Regions from separate parts of the Homo sapiens genome. Here region 1 is linked to region 2. A link is a loop called in an ENCODE intact Hi-C map of the cell type or tissue named here. Cell type or tissue: heart left ventricle. All regions are shown on one strand. Links, peaks and the distances in the headings refer to the core of each region. The heading gives the core; the rest is flanking DNA.

Region 1 (2,923 bases), core at 165-2,664, 81 kb before region 2:
TTCTTTCTTTTTTTAAGACAGGGTCTCCTCTGTCACCCAGGCTGGAGTGCAGTGGCATGATCATAGTTCACTGCAACCTCTGCCTCTTGCGCTCAATCAATCTTCCTACCCTAGCCTTCCGAGTAGCTGGAACTACAGGCGTACACCACCACGCTTGGCTAATTTTTGTATTTTTTTGTAGAGATGGGGTTTCACCATGTTGCCCAGGCTGGTCTTAAACTCCTAGGCTCAAGCAATCTGCCTGCCTCAGCCTCCCAAAGTACTGGGATTACAGGCATGAGCCACTGCAACTGGCCAACACTTTTGCATAATAGGTAAGAATTAATGTTTAAGGATATTCATTAACCAATTGTATATATGACAACAAATTAAAAATATAAATAGGAGAGTAGTTATGATGCATTCATACAGTGAAATATTATGCAGCTATTAAGAAGACAGCGCTCTGACTTGCAGAGATACTAAGAATAATGATATCTTCTGAGCGAATTCTTTTTTAGAGGGTTCCTACTGCAAGTAAGACAAGCATCTCAGTGGGAGTTTGTCCTTACCCAGTAAGGTATACTACATTTCTTTTGTAATAACTACACAGTATATGAACAAACCCTGCTAAAGCCAAAAGTGGAGGAACAATTAAGCTGTTACTGCCATAAATATGAAATATAGACACTAAGAGAAACTTTATATTATTTCAGCAAGTCAGTAGCATCTGAGTGTAGAAACATTTCATGTGATTTCTATTTCAAAAAAGATAAAATAACACATCTTTCAGCAATTCTGGAAGAAAAGGCTCTCTATAAACATACTGGAAAATGGAACTGAGGAACACACACTGTGAACTTACCAAGCATTTTTCTGTCCATAACTATTGCTCCAAAGGAAATTCTCCGGTCCCTGTACCATCCACACGACCTTGGCACAAAGGTGGTAGTGAAGCATGAAGATTTAGGGCACTGACTCTGGTCCTCCACTGCTGGAGTTTGAACACTGGCTTCACCACTTGTGTACGTTAACCGACACATGGTAGTCAATAAAGGTTCACTGAAATTATTACTACAGTTGAGAGAAAGAGGTCTTTGAACTAAAGATGGAAAAATATTAAAATACTTCAAGGGACAGAAGTATATTTAAGCAGGAATTCTTTTAAGAGATCCAAACATTTTGGGTGTGCTCAATAGGTTATTTTTTCATCCTAAGCCAGATCTCTCTTCAAATCTGTGGCTCATTTTCTTTTCATTCTTTCTAATCGTATTGTAATTATTCAGGAGGCTTAACTAAAGTTAAAATTTTCAAATCTATTTTTTTTAAGTTAATTATCCAGTTTGTGATCTAGGTTCTTGTATTTTAGTTTCTTCTTGACCTATTCTACTCACTTGCCGCTTATTATCATCACTCCACCAGAGGGCATACAAAAGAAAGGTGATAACGTGAAAACACTCAAAGTTGGTAACTTGTTAGCTTTCAGAGAAGCTGTAGCAGCATCACCAAACACCTTACGTAGCACTAACGCTGTAAGATTCTCTGGAAACCGTCTTCTCCATTTGAAACGGCATTAGCTAAGATACAACAAATATTAATTCATGCATTCATTCCTTCATTCAACAAATATCTGAGTCCCGACCATGTGCCAAACATATTCTAGGCTCTAGAGATTCGGTAGTAAACAAAACAAAACTTCCTATTGCCACAGTGCTTTGTTCTGTATCTGTCTAGGAGATAAATAATACAGCACATCAATAACATAATTTTAAGTACAGATAAGTCGTATGCAAGAAAAAAACTGCAAGAACTTCAAGAGGTTAGAGGGTGACGAGGAAGGCTATTTTCAAATAAATTAAGTAAGGACTGAATGAAATGAGAGGATGAGCTATGTCTTCATTGGGAGAAAGCATTACAGGCAGAACAGCAAGCAAAGGCCCAGGCAGAAACTAACCTGACATGCTGGACCTACAGCAGTGACGATGGCGAGGCTGGAAGAGAGTGAGCAGGGCAGAGAGCAGCAGATGAGACTAGAAGGGTGTGCCAGAGCCCAGTCACCGTCTCTTGATCATGGTATTAAAAAAAAAAAAAAAAAAAATCCTGATTTTTTTTCAGATGGGGTCTCACTCTATTGCCCAGGCACAAACATGGCTCACTGCAACTTTGACCTCCTGGACTCAAGCAATCCTCCCGCCTCAGACTCCCATGTAGCTGAGACCACAGATATGCACCACCACGCCTGGCTAAAACGTTTTTATTTTATCTAACAATAATGGGTTCTGACGACTGAGATATAACCTGCTTTGATTTACCTCTTTTAAAGTTCATGCTGGCTGGTGGGAGACAGAGAGTGGAAGCTGACAAACCAGTTGGGGGGCTCCTGCAGTCATCCAGGCCAGGGAAGAATACAGTTTGACACCAGGGTGGTGGTGGTGGCAGTGCAGGTGATAGGAATGGTCAAATTAACTTTTTAAAAAAGATGGTCCAATCTGCAGTGATTTTGAAGGTAGAGCCCATAATACTTGCTGTTGAAGGAATAGATTTAGAATGAGTGAAATGGGGAATTAGAATTTTTAGCCTCAGCAACTGGTGGATGGTGGTACCATTGACTGAGATGGAGAAGAATGAGAAACTGTAGCCAATGAGGCAGGATGAAAATCAGAAAGAGCGGTGTCCCAGAAGCCAAGGGGAAACGACATTTTGATAGGGAAGGAGTTATCTGTTGCCTGTGTCAAATGTGGCTGAAGATCCAGTTTGGCAAGACTGACATCCCTGGTGACCTGGAGAAGAATTGTTTCATGGAGTAGGAGGGATAATGTGTCTCTGAAGCGGGTTCAGAAGAAGATGGCAGATAAGGAGTAGAGACAGCCTACATGGAGTCCCTTCAAAGATTTTCTTTTTGAAGCAAAGCTGCATTGTTATTGTTTGAAGTTTTATTTTTAAC
Region 2 (2,923 bases), core at 258-2,757:
ACCGGTCTCCCGAAGGAGTCCTCCTGTCCTGGGTTTCGGCACCAAATGTCACACGCGTCTGTGTGAAGAGACCACCAACAGGCTTTGTGTGAGCAACAAGGCTGTTTATTTCACCTGGGTGCAGGCAGGCTGAGTCCGAAAAGAGAGTCAGCAAAGGGAGATAGGGTGGGGCCGTTTTATAAGATTTGGGTAGGTAAAGGAAAATTACAGTCAAAAGGGGGTTGTTCTCTGGCGGGCAGGGGCGGGGGTCACAAGGTGCTCAGTGGAGGAGTAGCTGAGCCAGGAGAAGGAATTTCACAAGGTAATGTCATCAGTTAAGTCAGGAACCAGCCATTTCCACTTCTTTTGTGATTCTTCACTTGCTTCAGGCCATCTGGATATATATGTGCAGGTCACAGGGGATATGATGGCTTAGCTTGAGCTCAGAGGCCTGACAGACACCAGGCACAAGAATGTAAAATCATTTGCCCCAGATTGTATAGCTAGAAAATGCAGAACTGGGATTGTTGCCTTTCTCTACCCCACTGTCACTGAAGATAAAACATACTGCACTTCAATTTGCAGAGATATGATCAAATATCCCTCAGAAGATTCTGATGTCTAAATGAAAATAGGAGTTTCTGGGCCAATAAAGCTGAGGGCCACACTTTGGACCCTGGAAGGCCACCCTGAGTGGTCTGCTTACCTCTCTCCTGTATGTCTCTATTTTATTCTCTCTCTAACTCAACACTGTCTTTGTTATCTTTATTGCATAATATCTGAACCGTGCTTCCATGCCAAGGCTCTGTCAAGTTATAATCTAGATTGAGTTTTCTTAGTCTGGTTGTATAAACTCTGGAAAGCAGAACAAAATTTTCCTCTCTCTTTTTCTCATCAGCTAGCTCCTTAGATGAAAAATAAATTTCAGTATTACACACCTAGGAGATCCTCAATAAACAGTTCTGAGCTATAGGAAAATTCTTTTTGGCACCATTCCCAAAATTAACAGCAACAAAAATTAATTTTATATATGAACGGTACAAATGGACATTGTAGAATGCATTAGGAGGCTTAAGAGAGCAGAGAGAACATTCTGTGAACTGCTCCCCAACCCCAGGATAAGACTGTGCATTGTTCTGGGAAAAGGGTCTTTAGCAATTAAATAGTTAAACCTCCAGTGAAAGCAGGCCACAGCTGGAGAGAGTGTTTATAGTGCAAGGCAGGAAGTATGGAGTCAATGACTTCTGCTGGCAGGAAGGGGTGGAGGGGAAGGGGGAGGGAAAGAAAAGCAGGATGCCGGGAAGGAGGATTCTTAGTTGTTCTCAGCCTGGAAGACGTTCTCTCTCAATTTGAAGCCAGATATTGGCCAGAAAACTCCCATTGCTACAGAAAGGATGAAAAAGGTGCTGAGTGCAGACAGAGTGAAGCCAAAGTTGGGAGATGCAGGCGTTGTGCCCAGAATACAGTTGGAACTTCCAGCATTTGAATGGAGCAACACAAAAGTAGGAATTGAGATGCTTAGACATCCAGAAATACAGTTGAGAAAGCTTTCTTAAATAATAATGATATTTATTTAGCAATTTTACATGCCAAGAGCTGCACTAAATGTTTTATATTCATTATCCCATTTAATTTTCAAGAATCCAATGAGAAAACTCTCTGTTTTAGAAACTATTCCTCACTTTACAAATGAGCAAACTTGAGGCTTTACAAAGTTAAATAGGTTTCCCAAAGTATAAATTCAAATAGTTTGCTCCTATCAAAATACAAATTTCAAAAAGTTAAAACATGATTTTCATACAAATATATAGTCTAAGACTTACCTACTTCATTTGTGACAAAACCAGCTGGTTTAAAGAGGAGGATAGAAGATTGCTGATAAGTGCGTGTGTGTATGTATGTGTGTGTGTGTGTGTGTGTGTGTGTGTGTGTGTGTACATGTCACCAGTAGAAGAAAAGAATGCTAGATAAAATTGCAGAGTTATATAGAGAACAGAGAACTGACTAATGTCCCACAGAGCAATAAAATCGAAATCTTGGCCAGGCGCAGTGGCTCACACCCGTAATCCCAGCACTTTGGGAGGCTGAGGCAGGTGGATCATGAGGTCAGGCGATCGAGACCATCCTGGCTAACATGGTGAAACCCCGTCTCTACTAAAAATACAAAAAATTAGCCAGGCATGGTGACACGCACCTGTAGTCCCAGCTACTCAGGAGGCTGAGGCAGGAGAATGGCGTGAACCCAGGAGGCGGAGCTTGTGGTGAGCCGAGATCGTGCCACTGCACTCCAGCCTGGGCAACAGAGTGAGACTCCATCTCAAAAAAACAAAAAACAAAAAAACAAACAAAAACCTTTAAGATTCTTTTTTATTGGACATAAAGCATTTGACTCTCTATATGACAAAAAACCAATTGTGACTGATTAATTTTCTAAATGTCCACATCTAATTTTAAAGACAATCAACCCTAATCAATAAAGCATAGTAGATCAAACAAAATGACATCCCTAGGTGATGAGTGGTTTCAGGTGGACTTAGACAATGTTTGCTATGGCCTGAATGTCATCCCCTCAAAATTCTTGTTTTGAAATCACCAATGTGATGGTTATTAGGAGATAAAGTCTTTGGGAGGTGATTAGGTCACCAGGGGAAAGCCATCATGAATGGGATTAGTACGTTTATAAAAGAGGGTCCCAGGGAGCTGCTTTTCCCCTTCCACCCTGTAAGGATACTCTGAGCAGGTGTCTTCTAGATACTGAATCTGCCAGTGCCTTGATCTTGGACTTTCCAGCCTATAGAACTGTGAGAAATACATTTTTGTTGTTTATAAGTTACTCAGTCTAAGGTATTTTGTGATGGCAGGCATTAAGGACTGAGACAATGTTGTGTACAGCACTATCGAATGAAGCTTTCTGTGATGATGGAAATGTTCTATTGCACTGTCC

What was found. Peaks named below come from ENCODE experiments on the same cell type or tissue, not always from the same donor. Only the 100,000 strongest peaks of a DNase experiment are listed, where the experiment ranks them.
Region 1: a loop joins it to region 2, with 3 times the contacts of the local background. A loop is called at or near these places in 17 of 110 quality-filtered maps.

Annotation. Positions count from the first base shown.
Region 1 is chr3:179,445,290-179,448,212 of GRCh38, forward strand. All of the region lies in intron 1 of GNB4 (G protein subunit beta 4), which reads right to left. Among named protein-coding and RNA genes, the nearest start is that of GNB4, 4.7 kb to the right of the region's middle. In heart left ventricle, for the core only: a CTCF peak has its summit at 1,398 (motif pointing right); no DNase peak of the experiment used is centred there.
Region 2 is chr3:179,525,913-179,528,835 of GRCh38, forward strand. It overlaps a transcript of GNB4 not described here. Among named protein-coding and RNA genes, the nearest start is that of ACTL6A, 36 kb to the right of the region's middle. RefSeq lists an enhancer at 911-1,461. In heart left ventricle, for the core only: no CTCF peak of the experiment used is centred there; no DNase peak of the experiment used is centred there; H3K4me3 peaks cover 766 bases; H3K27ac peaks cover 1,993 bases.